2 separate regions of the Homo sapiens genome follow, and region 2 is linked to region 1. A link is a loop called in an ENCODE intact Hi-C map of the cell type or tissue named here. Cell type or tissue: heart right ventricle. All regions are shown on one strand.

Region 1 (8,000 bases):
ATCTTGTGGGGCTTTTTTCCCCATTTTAATCCATTTTTATTACCTAAAATATTCTAAATATGTCCTATTTCCAAGTAGTTACGCATATATACTGATATCTCATAATGTTCAAATTTATTGTCTAGTTTTTAGCAATATTCAAAGATGAGATTAGCAATCAGTACATTACAGGAGTAGAGGCATACCTCATTTTATGTCACTTCATTTTACTGCACTTCACAGGTACTGCATTTTAATAAACTGAAGGTTTGTGGCAACCTTGCATTGAGCAAGTCTATCAGCATGTGCTCACTTCATGACTCTTGTGACATATTTTGATAATCTTCACAATATTTCCAACTCTTTCATTATATCTGTTATGGGGATATGTGATCAGTGATCTCTGATGTTACTATTGTAACTGTTATGAAGCAAAATGAACCACAACCATATAAGACAGTGAACTTACTGATAAATGTTGTATGTGTTCTGGCCATACCACTAAACAGTCCCTTGTCTCTCTCCCTCTCCTTGGACCTCCCTAATTAATAATGCTACAATGGCCTCGTACTGTTCGAGTGAAAAGAAGAGTCATAGGTCTCTTAATTTAAATCAAAACCTACAAATGATTAAGCTTAGTGAGGAAGGTACATCTAAAGCCAAGTTAGACCAAAAGCTTGGTCTCTTGCGCTAAACAGGTAGCCCAGTGGTGAATGCAGAAAAAAAAAAGTTCTTGAAGGAACTCAAAAGTGCTACTCCAGTGAACTCATGAATGATGAGAAAGCAAAACAGTCTTACCGCTGATACAGAGAAAGTTTGAATGGTCTGGATAGAAAATCAAACCAGCCACAACATTCCCTTAAGCCAAAACCTAATCCAGAGCAAAGCCCTAACTCTCTTCAATTCTGTGAAAGCTGAGAAAGGTGAGGAAGCTGCCAAAGAAAAGTTGGAAGGTAGCAGAGGTTGGTTCACGAAGTTTAAGAAAAGAAGCCATCTCCATAACATAAAATTGCAAAGTGAAGCAGAAAGTGCTGATTGAGAAGCTGCAGTAAGTTACACAGAAGATCAAGCCAAGATAACTGCTGAAGGTAGCTACAATAAACAATAGATATTCAATGTAGACATAACAACCTTCTATTGAAGGAGGATGCCATCTAGGACTTTCATAGCTAGGGACGAGAAGGCAAGGCCTGGTTTCAGAGCTTCAAAGGACAGGCTGTTCTCTTGTTACAGGATAATGCAGCTGGTGACTAAACTGAAGCCAATCTTTAACCATTCTGAAAGTCCTAGAGACCTTAAGAATTATGCCAAATCTACTCTCCTTGTGCCGTATAAATGGAATAACAAAGCCTGGATGATAGCATATCTGTTTGCAACATGGTTTACAGAATATTTTAAGCCCATTTTTGGAAACTATTGCTCAGGAAAAAAGATTCCTTTCAAAATATTATTGTTCACTGACAATACACCTCATCACCCAAGAGCTCTGATGGATATGTACAAAGAGATTAATGTTGTGTCCATGTCTGCTAACACAACATCCATTCTGCGGCCCATGAAGTGGGGAGTCATTTCTAATTTCAAGTTTTATTATTTAAGAAATACATTTCATAGGCTACAGCTGCCATATGATAGTGATTTCTCTGACAGATCTGGGCAAAGTGAATTCAAAATCTTCTGGTAAGGATTCACCATTCTAGATGTCGTTAAGAACATTAGAGATTCGTGGTGGAAAGTCAGAATAGCAACATGAACAAGAGTTTTTAAAAGGTGATTCCAATCCTCATGGATGACTTGGAGGGGTTTCAAGACTTCAGTGGAAGAAGTAACTAGATGGGGAAAAATAACAAGAAAACTAGAAGTAGAAGTGGAACCTGAAGATGTGACTTAACTGCTATAATCTCATATATATAAAACTTAAATTAGAAGTTGCTTCTTATGAATCAACAAAGAAAGTAGTTTCTTGAGATGGAATCTACTGCTGGTGAAGGTGCTGTGAATATTGTTAAAATGATATCAAAGAATTTAGAATATTTAATAAACTAAGTGAGAAAGCAGCTGCAGGGTTTGAGAAGACTGAGTCCAATTTTGAAACAAGTTCTACTCTGGGTAAGATGCTGCCAAACAGAATCTCATGCTACAGAGAAATCTTTATTGAAAAGAAGAGTCAATCTATGTGGCATACTTCACTGTTGTGTTTTTTAAAGGAATTGCCACAGTTACCCCCAACCTTCAGCAACCACCACCCTAACTAGTGGGAAGCCACAACAACAAGGCAAGACCCTCTACCAGCAAAAAGATTAAGAACTGCTGAAGGCTCAGATGATCCTTGGCATTTTTTTTTTTTGCAATAAGGTATTTTTAATTAAGGTTTATATATTTTTTAGATATATGCTATTGCATACTTAATAGATGACAGTATAGTGTAATCATAACTTTTAAATGTACTAGAAAACAAAAAATATCACGTGACTCACTTTATTCCAATAGTTGCTTTACTGCAGTTGTTTGGAACTGAATCCGCAATATCTGTGGGGTATGTATACACATCTCAAAAACCATACATATATTTAAATAGCTTGTAGTCTGTGAACAACAAGCACAGATCTCAAATGTGCAATGTTTTGAACCCAAAAGGAATCACAATTTGTGAGACACCATGCAGTTCTGTGGACTGAAAACACAAAGTATTCCAGATAAGAGAGGGAAGTATGAAGCAATGACTCCTCCAGTCTTTTCCAAAATCAGCTCCTATTCACAAGTACTAAGAAATTGTAAAAGTACAGGCACAGCTGGTGGCTAGATTCATTGCCATCTTGTCAAGTTAAGCAGGCTTTTAAGGTCAAGTTACATACTACTTATGTAATGAAGGATAATTATTTGTTAGCTTAAATAAGACCCTGTACCTTGATTACGGTGTTGGTATAGGGAAAAGAAGACTGAGGCATGTGAATTGGAAACATTATCTCTGAAATTTACAATCATTTAAATTTATTCATGGGTACTTACAGTTCTAATTAAGGCATAACATCTCAAACTGATGAACGGCTCTAACAACAGAGGAGCATAAAGGCCACATAATAATATATTAATTGTCTTTCATTTCTATTGAATAGTGTTTCATCAATAAACTGTAACACAGAGTAAATATAAACATTTATTAAGCGCCTACTATGTGCTTAGCACTCACAGGCATATTTTTTAAAACATACAAAGTTAAAGAGTGGACAGATGGATGTGTAAACCAATAATAAAATGATTACTGCAAAGCACTCTGGTAGTACAGAGGGGAAAGAAATGGTTTGATACTTCAAAATTAAAACTTAGGATATAAAATAACAGTAGCACCATAGCCACTGAAATACTACTGCAAAGAATTGAGTAGAAATGATTACTGCAAAGCCCTCTGGTAGTACAGAGGGGAAAGAAATGGTTTGATACTTCAAAATTAAAACTTAGGATATAAAATAACAGTAGCACCATAGCCACTGAAATACTACTGCAAAGAACTGAGAATCAAACATTAAACAGATTCCAGAGGGTAAACTGCTGAAAGGTTTAGCCCTTCTAGGGGAGAAGGATCAAAATGAAGGTTTTTTTACAATCACAAATATGAATGGTAGGCCTGCTCCTGAAGTTGGAGGAAGACATGATTAACAATAGAAAATATTGAGGTGTCAGTGGTGAAATATTTCAGTTTAATTTAAAAAAAAGTAGTTGCTAAACTTATTCTTACATAAAAAAATATACTTACAATGTGCCTGAAAAGCAAAAATCTGACAATAATGCCATCGAAATGCTTTTAAAAGACCCACTTATGATATAATATTTTAGGTAAATCACTTAGGGTATATATTTTTAACCCCTCTTTATGAATGAGGAAAGTAAGGTTCAGAAAAATTGAATAACTTGTCAAGAGAATAAAGAAATGAGAAATAGGAAAGACATCTTTCTGGAATAACATGGAAGTAACCACTAAAGGGAAACATGATTCTCCAGACACCAAGAGCAAAAATGACCTCTGGCAACAAGGCAATATAGAAATATACCCTTGTTTTCTTCCTCAGATTTTTAGTTTTTGAATATCAAGCCCATGGACATGCAGATAACTTTTTACTAGTTGGACTGAGAAGATAAGTTAACAACAGTCCCTGTGAGTAGTTAAGAACCTGGGTGTTTAGGTGTGCAAAACCTTAAATGGAATGGATTAGCCACCTGGACCTTGAAGATTTCCTTAACAAAGCATTAGTGCCACCTAGTGGCAATTACTCTATCTTGCAGATACTTGGTCCCTGAAAACAATCAGCATCTAAGCAGGGAAAGGTGAAGATGAGTAGGTTTCATTTCTCAGGCCAATGTTAATAGATCAGTACTGGCTGCCTTGGAAGCACCATGCTGAGAAGGACTCTGAGCTTACTGGTGTGCTCCTCAGGAAACAACACTGTAACTTATTAAATATGTAGGCCATGATTGATGCAATTATTTCTCAAAAAATAAAGTCAACTTCTGCAGCAGGAATTGATACCTTCCCTCTAAGACCTATTTGGGTAGTTAAGCTTCCTGCAATGGCTATTTTGACATGGAAAGCAATCAGAATATGTAGTGGATAAATACAGCTGATGATTATAATGAGATTATCTATTTGTAATTATATATTTTAACATATAATTAAATAGTAGTTTCCCAAGATATGCTCATAACATTGGTGTGAAACTAGTACCTTCTAAATTTGTTAATATCTTCTAAATTTAATAGTTGAAATACCTTTATAACCTACATGATGACTAATAAATTACTAAATTATGTGCTAATTTATGACTAGAAGGCTTCTGAATCATTGTCCCAAATGGTGATACACTATGGAAAACACTAATTTTACACTGTATAGGTTTATATGATGGTTTCTATCCCATTTTTAAGCTTAACATGGAAAGGAAACAATGTGTTTGTGGGCTAACTTAAGAAATCCAAATGACTACAATAATAGCAAAGAGTTCAGGGCCTACATACAGTTTAAGACTGAAGATCTCTAATCATTGGTTAAGAGGAGCTACTTAGGCTTCTACTGACAATGAAATTGCTGAGTGGTTAAGAGAAGGGATTCTCACCTTGGGGAAAGCCAAAAGTCACAGACAGTGGAAGAAAAAAGAGATAAGGTAGAAAGTTGCTTTTAGCTCTCTGGGAGGTATAGTGATAGGGAAGTGCAGCAGACAGCTCTCAGAGATGATCATGGAGTTTACAAGGTCAGCCAGTCAACCAGATCATTTCATTGCAATTCTAAGTAGTAAGATAATAGAACAAAGTGGCTACAGCAGGATGAAGCAGGATTTAAGTAGGATTAGATCAGGGTTAGATGGGTAGAATATCTGAAGCTGAGGTAGTAAAAGGTAAGAAAGCTGAACTTGATTCAAAAAGATTTATACAATTTCATAATCCTAAAGTACATGCCAATATTTTTAAAAATTGCCATATTTAGTATGATCCATTTATTTTATCAAAAAGGAGCCAGTAAATTTTTGAATCTGTTTCTAATCTATATCAAAATACATTAGTGAAAGATTTCAATCAATGCCAAGCACTGTACCATAATTCCAGTATTACATTTAAGAGTATATACTTTTAGGCCATTTTAAAGGTATGATTTTGAAAATACTATTCAAATAGAACAAGTAACATCTAACTTAAAATCAATGGAAATATGAAAAGTGTAAATTAGGTATGTCAGCATAAGACTGTAAAGTGTGGCACCAGATATGGGTAAGCTACAACATTAGGACTGCAGGTGCCAAGATCAACCAGATAAACACTGATGTTATCTATAATTACCTCATTTTTAGCTTAAATCACAGGTAATGAGGGAACTCACGAGTCTCTAAAAGGCAATTACAAACTGTACTGGCTTTTTTGCTTCCTGTACCACGAATTTTCTAAAACTTACTTTTATTTAAAGCTTTTTTCTCCTCCATAATGAAACATCAGGGCATATCTCTTATACATAAATATATATAAAAAAACAGAATGCACAATTACACACAAGCTTAAAATGTATTTTTTCATATGTCTAGGTGAAACATGTTATCATATGATAAGGCTCCACTGAAATACAGGTAAAGAATAGTTCATTGCCTAGAGGTTTGTTAAAATTACGGTCATGTTTTGATTCAGGTTTGAACTGAACTTTAAATTGAGAAACCTTGAGCCTTCACCTTAGTTTTCACAGGAACACAAAGAACTGAGTTAAAACAGTTAGTTAGGGACTGTCAAATATAATACTCTCCTTTTTATTATTTATTTATATATTTTTTGAGACAGAGTCTCACTCTATCGCCCTGGCTGGAGTGCAGTGGCGCTATCTCTGCTCACTGCAAGCTCCGCCTCTGGGGTTCAAACCATTCTCCTGCCTCAGCCTCCCCAGGTAGCTGGGACTACAGGCACCCACCACCACGCCCGGCGAAATTTTTTGTACTTTTTTAGTAGAGACGGGGTTTCACTGTGTTAGCCAGGATGGTCTCGATCTCCTGACCTCATGATCTGCCTGCCTCAGCCTCCCAAAGGGCTGGAATACTCTCTTCTTTAAAGGAAAAAACAAAACAAAAACAAACAAACAAAAAAACACAGGCATTATTTTCTTAAAAATACAGTGTGTAAGAGCTTCCAAATCCAGGGTCATATTAAAGTAGGTAAACTCAATAATCATACTTTAAAAAAGGAAACCAAGAAAAGCAGTATCACAAACTTTTTGATTTTATAACAAGCTTTTCACTTTTAATTGTATTAATAATTTAAATATATGATAAACATAATTAGATTAATAATAAAGGACTGGCATTTAGAAATGAAGTGAGAAAAGGATCCTATACCAGCAATCTCTGTGAAGTTGTCTGGAGTAAGTATATTTTATATTCCATGGTTTACTCATGCTTCCTCTATAATTAATAAGGAAAAAATCCTCTCCCTGCAGACCTTTCCTACCTTCTTCCCACCCTCACCTCACCTCATTTACTTTGATATTTGCAATAACTGGCAAGGGCTTGATATCTAACATTCTATAACATGATAAAGAATTTGCCTCACAGTCTGCAAATATAAGCCAATACTGTAAAGGAAAGGCTGGTAGAATAGAGAATAAATTACTTTCCAGTTATTTATAAATAGACATTTATTTAGCGAAACCTGATGTCCTAATTAAAAGTCAATCCTATGACTTAAAGCATGTTTTCCAATAGTGTGTTGACTAACAGGGTATTACCAAACAGAAATACATGTGTGCTTAAATACTTTCTCTAAGAAATATTAAAATCAATTATATTTTAACTGAATCCATCGTTCACTTTACAACCTCTAGATGAGCACTAAGCAAGTAAACTTTCCGAGATGACAGAAATGTTCTACATCTGACTCCCCAATATGGTAAGCACTGACCATACATAGTTACTAAGCAGTTAAAACATGGCTAGTTGCAGCTGAAGAACTACATATTGTATTTTAATTAATTGAAATCCAAATTTAAATAGCTTCATATTGCCAGTAGTTCCCATATTGGACAGGGAAGCTTAAAATGTTAAGGATGGCAACAATTCACTCATAATACACATTCAATTTTTAAAGTAACAACTATAACGTTTCAAGGGCTATAAATATACAAGTGATGCATACTCATATATAACTGGGGAAAGCAAACAAACATTAAAAGTTAAATAATACATGTGGTTAAATAAGTCAACTTAATTCCATAAGAGAGGTAACATGGCATATAATTATTCTAAATAAATGGTGCTACCAATAAGACTATTAGATATGGATATAATCTTTTCTTTTTCTTTCCCGTGTCTATCTCATTGACTCTCCCTGTGGTTTCTGTTTCTATCACTCCCTTCCCCTGCCTCCACCCACATTCCTTTTTTCACACACATACCTGAAAGTTAGAAAGGCAAATCTTTAGTGATGACAGGGTCATTTCTATTGGTTACCCCAAAATGGTCAATGCTGGAAAGAACTAGACCCAAGATTTGGATCACGAA
Region 2 (8,000 bases), 150 kb before region 1:
TACATTAATGATATTATATTTTGCCAGTTACATCCACTACAAATATTTTCCTAATTTTTGGTTTGTCTTTTGATTCAGTTTATTTTTTACATATCTACTTTAAAATATGTGTTGTATAGTAAAATCCATTAGTTGTTCCTTTGTGATTTTCTCCATTAAAGGTTAAAACATCTTCACACTATTATTATTTGTCAATTAAAAATTTTAAAATAAGATTTAGGCCGGGCGCAGTGGCTCACGCCTGCAATCCCAGCACTTCGGGAGGCTGAGGTGGGCAGATCACGAGGTCAGGAGATTGAGACCATCTTGGCTAACACGGTGAAACCCCGTCTACTAAAAATACAAAAAATTAGCCAGGCGTGGCAGCGTGCGCCTGTAGTCCCAGCTACTTGGGAGGCTGAGGCAGGAGAATGGCGGGAACCCGGGAGGCGGAGCTTGCAGTAAGCCGAGATTGCGCCACTGCACTCCAGCCTGGGCGACAAAGCGAGACTCGGTCTCAAAAAATAAAAACAACAAAAAAAATTTGAAATAAGATTAAAAAGTCTTCAAGTAACTATTGGTCAGATTATTGGTCAGATAGGCACTTGCATTTTTATTTTTATGTTTGCTTGTTTCAGTGCACTTTGGAATTTACTTTTGTGTGTGGTTGATACTTTTTCAAAGATTTGCCAATTTTCCCAGCACCGTCTATTAACTATTTCCTTGCTTACTGAGTTGTGACGTCTTCTGCTTCAATTACTACATTTTATTTAGTTGAATTTCAATGTTAAGCTTTGCAATTGCAAAAGACGACAAAAAGTGTTCCTTCCAATCTTCAAGATACTTTGCACAAGAATCTCAATGTGTTTATATATATATAATATATATATAAACTCATTGTGTTATATATATAATATATATATAAACTCATTGTGTTATATATATATAAACTCAATGTGTTATATATATATAACAAAACCAACATTTTGTGGAAGAAAAATGCAGGGAGAGAAGGCTAAAGAGAAGAAAATCATGAAGGGGAGAAAATAATGGGTACAATACATTTCCTGTGGTGGAGAAAAAGGTGTTGAAAATATTTCAAAAAATTCATATAACAAATATGTGTTGAGTGCCTTCCCTATACCAGTCATCATTGTCCTAGGTGCCATGAAGTGGTGAATAAGACAAAAGCCTGCCCTCAGGGGCTTAGATTTTAGTGGAGACGTTGGGGAGACAGATTATAAATACACAAATGAATTATATAACTTCAGTTCATGATGATGGGATAGAGTGAATAGGGGAGGTGAAGACAGGCAGGAGGTTAAGAGTGGCCTCTCTGAGATGACATTTAGGCTGAGCTTTAAATCATGAAGAGGCATGGGAAGATGGGGGTGGCAGAAGTGCTCTAGCAGGAGGGAGGAGTTAGGTGCACAGGCCCTAAGCAAGGGCAAATAACAGAGAAGGCTGATGTGGCTGTAGCATGAGAATGAAGAGAAGGAGAGAGTGGAAGGAGATAAGGTCAAAGAGATAGGAAAGGGCTTCAGGAAGAAGACTGGATAGCCAGTGGCAATAGGAAGCCTTTGGAGATGTTTACATGGAGGTATGATATAACCTGTTATAAATTGACATTTAGTTGGCTGTTGTGTAAAAAATAATCTTGTGGGGGTTGGGAGGGAGGGGAAGACAAAGGATTCCAGCTAAAAAGGTCTTGTATAAAGAAAAAGACTAACATACTTTGTTCTTTTAAACATAACAAAACTAAATATCTGACATAATGGGAAGAAATATAAGTGACTAGGGTGTAAGACTACTGAAGGCAGGGATTTTGGTCTGGGTTTTTACTGGGCATCTCCTGTGTTTAAAATAATCAATCTGGCAGTCATTAAAACTCTGTTGAATGATCAAGTGACTATAGCAAATAAATTTTTATTTGTGTAACAAGACTCAGATGAAATGAACAAACAGAAAAGAGCTTCAGATAAGTCTCATGAGCTACAGAACTGGTCTCATAATTGCATGGTACATCAATATATGGAGCAAACAGATTTCAATCAGAGATGGGGAGTTTTATAACAACATTACACTAAGACAAGGTTCAAATTTCAAGTTTAAATTTAGCCATTTTGTTGTAAACTTCTTCTCATCCCTTAGACTATGAGTTCCTATGCAGCAGGAATTATAACTTATTTTTAACTCTCCAGTAACAGCAGAACACATTGTGTATATGTATTCCATAAATGTATATTTAGGCTCTTGGAATTCTACTGAAGAAAAGCTAACACATAGGCAAAATGCTTGAGGAAGAAAATTCGGACAACTTGGCAGCATTTATCATTACTAACATTTTAGTCTTCCAGAGTAAACTTTGAAATTACATTCTAATTTGAAATGATTCTGGTTTGACAAGTTAACTCTTGAGACATCTCAATATGATATTATGAAAGAACAAAACCATTCATCAACCCTTTCTGCCAATGTTAACTTCTTTAAAAAGTAGGATTTTAATGTTTTTTATTCCTACAGTGACCCTTAAAATTTCTATGTATGCAATCACAAATGTACACACAAGATGCATTTATAAGCTTATTGTGTAGTTCTAAAGACAGTTGGGAAACACATTTTTAATTTTGTTACTGAAATAATTTAAAAATATATTATAAAACTGTCTCTTTTCAATCAACAGCAAAAATCTAGAAAGAGATTATACAAGTAGGCACAATTTATGCAAGTTTATTCATGTTAGAAAAATGAAGTTGCCTAACTTCAAATTGTAACAAGTACTCTTATATTTATTTTTCGTCTTACCATTGACATCAATATATAGCATTTTTTATGCCTTTAAAATAACTTGGGTAATTTATTTAACAAAGATTCCTTATGTACATATGCTAAAATCTGGAAAATTGTTTTCAGCAATATGTAAAATTTCCTGATGATCTCTGAGACTACCTTTGTGATTTATAACTATCATCAGAAAAAGGGGACTTACCGGCTTTTATTCATGAGGTCTGCTCCTCGTGCTTTGTAATAATCTAAATTTGGATGGAATTGATAAGTCACTGGTCTTGGATTTCTCTAAAAAAAAATACATTTTTAAAAAGCTAGTTAAATGATTTAATCCATTAACATATAAGAGGACAGCAATGATCATTTTAATATCCCTTCAGAAAAGAATATGTATAATATAAAGTTTAATAATTAGTGTGATTGGGTTTTGCTTTTATTAAATTATTCCTTACTTCTGATTAAACACAAAAATTATTTATTTTTTCCTCTCTCATAGTTAATATTTATTCATCATTAGATTTCTGATGACTTCAAAATAAAATTTTCAAATATAACTTTCCTAAAATATGATGAATAAAATTATAATAACATCTAAAAACTATATGAGATGTAACACAACCACAAACTATGCCAAGGGATGGAGAGACATAAGGTGTCAAGGTAACTGCATTTCGGGGGAAGAGAAAGTCATTAGTTTTTTATGACCAGAATGCTAAATGTGTCCACTAGATGGCACACTGAGACTTTCTTGTTCCAAAATGAGTTATTTTCAGAATTCAGCAATTCTTTTAAAGTTAGCAATTTCTATGTCATCTATCCTTATTTATGAGTTTAATAAATGGTCAAAATATGCCAGGTAGTAGAAATATTACCAGGATAACCATTACTATACAAAAGCAAATTGACCAATGCACATTTTCACAAAAGTAGCAAAAACACTGCCCTTTCTAGAATGCAACATTATTTATAAACATTGCAGAAATGTCCTTGAATCATTAGGTCCACGGTGTCTGTTTATATGTGTTGCTATTATTTAAACATATCTATTATTTAAATGTTCAAATCCCTCACAGGCGAGTAAAAATTAAACAAATATACTTCTGCTTTACAAAAACCAATCATGTTTACAGCATAATTTAAATGAATACCATAATCTCTAAAATGTTAAATTACATATATTTACCATAAAAAGTTTTTAAAACCTTATAAATAAATGTGTTCTAATGTTTACCTGGGCAGATAATTCAAGTTAATAATTAGGTTTTTGAACCAAGGCATGCACTTCCTTTGAGATACATATCTGGACACGGAAAAGCTGCATATTATCTTAATAGAAAATTACCAATATGCGCAGAAATCAATCCTTGGAGACATAATTCCAAGGCACTGATACACTTGCATGCAGGCACGGGGGGGGTTGCGGGGGGATATAATTGCTAAGGTTAAACAGTTTGAAATTCATCAAGCGAACAAGCCGCATTTAATGGCCATGATGGACCTTTTCTTTTTCTGCTGAAAGGAGAATATTTATACAGCTCAACCCTTTCATATCTCTTCCAAGCCAGCCCTAATCATCTGACAAAAATGACAATCCCTTGATTTAGCTCCAGCTACTACTCCACTGGTTTGGTATTCAACACAGTTCTACAATAATCAAATCTGAATTGCCTTGATGAAGATAACTGATGCTTCCATGACGACCATACTATTAAGTCTAACAGTGCAACTTTTCTCTCTCTAGGAATTACATAGGTTTTCTCATGGTAGCTGATGACAACCTGGACCCAAGTATAATGGGAAAATAAAATAGAGGTTAAGGCCACTGGCAGATTGACAGTGCATTCATGATGTATTTTAAAAATTAACTTTCGCAGGACTATCGCTCATGACTAATTTTGCCCTTTATTCTCAGTACCTGGAAATACATTTTGTTTCTGCTAATAAAAAAAGACCCCTTTTCTCTGACTTCCAACAAACTACTAAAGGATTATGTTACTTTTTGCCATAAAATAATGAAAGAAGGGATCACATGGAGCAATTACTTGAAACATCTTTATAAAGAAATGACAAGCAATTCAAGACACAGAGTGCTGATCTATCTAAGCACTTAAAGCCATTATTAGGAATAATGATCTAACTTGAACATATAAATGAGGCTCAAGTATTGCTTTCACTGAGGCCTATTTAAATTCCTAAGAGACTTACTGGTATCAAAGGGAGAGGTAGTTTAAAGTACCACTGTACTGGAAACAAAAAAAAGAATCAAAAGATGATGTTGAAAAACAGCATTTGAAATGTGAAGAAAATAAAATCAGAGGTTATGGTTGAAAGTTATTCTTTTCTGTTGGGAAGACAGTGATGTTTCTAAAACATAAATATACAGACATATAGATGGATCTAGACCAGCACTGTCCAACAGTGGGTCACAAATATAAATTTCACCTATAATTTAAAATTTTCTAGTAGCCACATTTAAAAAAGAAAATAAAAAGGAAACAAGTGAAACTAAATGTGATATTTTATTTAATTCAGTATATCTAAAATATTATGATTTTAACATGTAATCAACATATACAGTTATTAATGAGATACTTCACATTGTTCCTTTTGTACAAAGTCTTTGAAATCCAGTGTGTATTTTATACTTATGGCACATCTCAATTTGGACTAGCCACACTTCAAGTGCTAAACAGCCACATGTGGCAAGTGGCTACTGTACTGGACAGCATAAAATGAAACATCTGAAACACCCGTACACCACTACATGGCTATAAAAATCAACATCTAGACATGAACAATAAAAAGGATACCAATATTTTTATACATTAAGATTCAGTAAGTACAGTTCTTCCAATTTACCTATAATTCTTCTCTTTCAATTAAGTTAATTTTATCTCTATTAAATAAGGTTTTAAAAAGTTAAGGAATTTTGGAATACCATCTCACACAAACAACAACCAAAACAAAACCAAATTGAAACTAGGTAACAGGTTCAAATCATTGTTAAAAATACATATATAAATGTACACATAAAGGTCAATGGATAGATAACTGGGACGTACCAAAATGATATCAATGGTTTTCCTAGGGGGACAAGATTAAATGAGCGGAATTCTCACTTTATGCAATCGAAATATTTTAGAAGAGATACTTGCTCCTTTTTTGGGGGGTGGGGTGGGGTGGGGGGGGAGACAGGGTCTCATTCTGTCGCCCAGGCTGGAGTGTAGTACTGCTATCTTGGCTCATTGAACCCTTGACATCCCAGGCTCAAGTGATCCTCCCACCTCTGCCTCATTGCAGCCTTGACATCCCAGGCTCAAGTGATCCTCCCACCTCAGCCTCCTGGTAGTTGGGACTACACGCATGCACCAACATGCCTAGATAATTCTTTTATTGTTTTGTACAGATGGGGTTTTGCCATGCTGCCCAGGCTGGTCTTGAACTCCTGGAATCAAGTGAACCACCCACCTCAGCCTTCCAAAGTGCTGTTATTACATGTGTGAGACACCACGCTTGGCTAATATTTGCTTTTCTTAAAGGAGTTTTTTTTTTTTTTTCAAATAAAACTTTATAAAAATATAATGATTTCTAACCTTTAAAGTTCTGGAATCTCCTCTAAAATATAAGAGCTACTAGAATTCTATATATGTAAAACTCTATATGTAAGAAAAATCAGACCCCATGAAAACTGTGATTTCTCATTGGGCAGAACATGTTATGTCAACACTTTAACATTATGTCTTCATCTGTATTGGAACAATTGGCAATTACAGTCATGTGTTGCTTAATGATGGGGATACGTCCTGAGAAATGTGTCATTAGGTGATTTCATCATTGTGTGAGCATCACAGAATATATTTTACAAAAATCTAGATGGTATAGCTTATTACACACCTAGGTTATATGATACAGCTCATTGACCCCAGGCTACAAACCTGTACAGCATGTTACTGTATTGAATACAGTAGACAGGTACAACACAGTGGTATTTGTGTACTTAAACATATTAAAACAGAAAAGGTACAGTAAAAACATGGTATTATAATCTTATGGGACCACTATCATATGTGTGGTCTGTTGTTGACCCAAATGTCATTATGCAGTACATGACTGTATTTTAAACTCATTTTGACACAGTCGGGACTTCAACTATCATGAGCATTTCCAAAACAATGTTTTTTTTTTTTTTTTTTTTTGAGACAGGGTCTTGCTCTGTCGCCCAGGTTGGAGTGCAGTGGCGCGATCTCGGCTCACTGCAAGCTCCACCTCCCAGGTTCACGCCACTCTCCTGCCTCAGCCTCCCGAGTAGCTGGGACTACAAGCGCCCGCCACTACGCCCAGCTAATTTTTTGTATTTTTAGTAGAGATGAGGTTTCACCATGATAGCCAGGATGGTCTCAATCTCCTGACCTCATGATCCACCCATCTCGGCCTCCCAAAGTGCTGGGATTACAGGCGTGAGCCACCACACCCGGCCGACAATGTATTTTTTTTTTAAATGCGTTTGTTTTGGTGAATTTTCCTTTCGAAGAAAGATAGCAAAATGGTAATCATATCTTAACTGATATTAGTCTGTGTGCAGAGGAATACCAATTATGTTCCATGTCCTGGGAAGTTTATATAACTATACATAAAGATGTAGGCTGGGTGCAGTGGTTCATGCCTGTAATCCCAGAACTTTGGGAGGCTGAGGTAGGAGGATCGCTTGAGGCCAGGAGTTTGAGACCAGACTGGGCAAAATAGCAAGACCACAGTCTCAACAAAAAATAAAAAAAATTAGCTGGGCATGGTGGTACATGCTGCTGAGGCAGGAGGATCACTTGAATGCAGTTTGAGGCTGCAGTGAACTATGATCATGCCACTGCATTCCAATCTCGGTGACTGCGAGATCCTATCTCTTAAAAGGTAAGACAGCCGAGTATGGTGGCACATGCCTGTAGTCCCAGCTACTTGGGAGGCTGAGGCTGAGGTAGAACAGCTTGAGTCTGGGAGGAGGAAGTTGCAGTGAGCTAAGATTGTGTCACTGCACTCCAACCTGGGTGACAGAATGAGACCCTGTCTCCAAAAAAAAAAAAAAAAAAAAGAGAAAGAAAAAAAAGAAATGAAGAAAGAAAAAAGAAAAGTACAGAAATCACAAATTCAAATTCAGTTCATCCTGAGTTTACCATGCCTTTCCTAGGCCAACCAGGATGGGCCTGAAATAAGTCTTTCACAAGATTTCAGTTCATTAACTG

Evidence for each region. Hi-C counts contacts between places; a loop is a spot of excess contacts. Peaks named below come from ENCODE experiments on the same cell type or tissue, not always from the same donor. Only the 100,000 strongest peaks of a DNase experiment are listed, where the experiment ranks them.
Region 2: it touches region 1 in a loop (8-fold over the local background); 91 of 110 quality-filtered maps call a loop at or near these places.

Annotation. Positions count from the first base shown.
Region 1 is chr3:17,408,891-17,416,890 of GRCh38, forward strand. All of the region lies in intron 4 of TBC1D5 (TBC1 domain family member 5), which reads right to left. Among named protein-coding and RNA genes, the nearest start is that of TBC1D5, 330 kb to the right of the region's middle. In heart right ventricle, a CTCF peak has its summit at 4,237 (motif pointing left); no DNase peak of the experiment used is centred here.
Region 2 is chr3:17,255,538-17,263,537 of GRCh38, forward strand. It overlaps TBC1D5 (TBC1 domain family member 5), which reads right to left. Exons shown (of 23, transcript NM_001349074.2): 16 at 2,969-3,054. Among named protein-coding and RNA genes, the nearest start is that of PLCL2-AS1, 200 kb to the left of the region's middle. In heart right ventricle, CTCF peaks have their summits at 3,492 (motif pointing right) and 3,692; no DNase peak of the experiment used is centred here.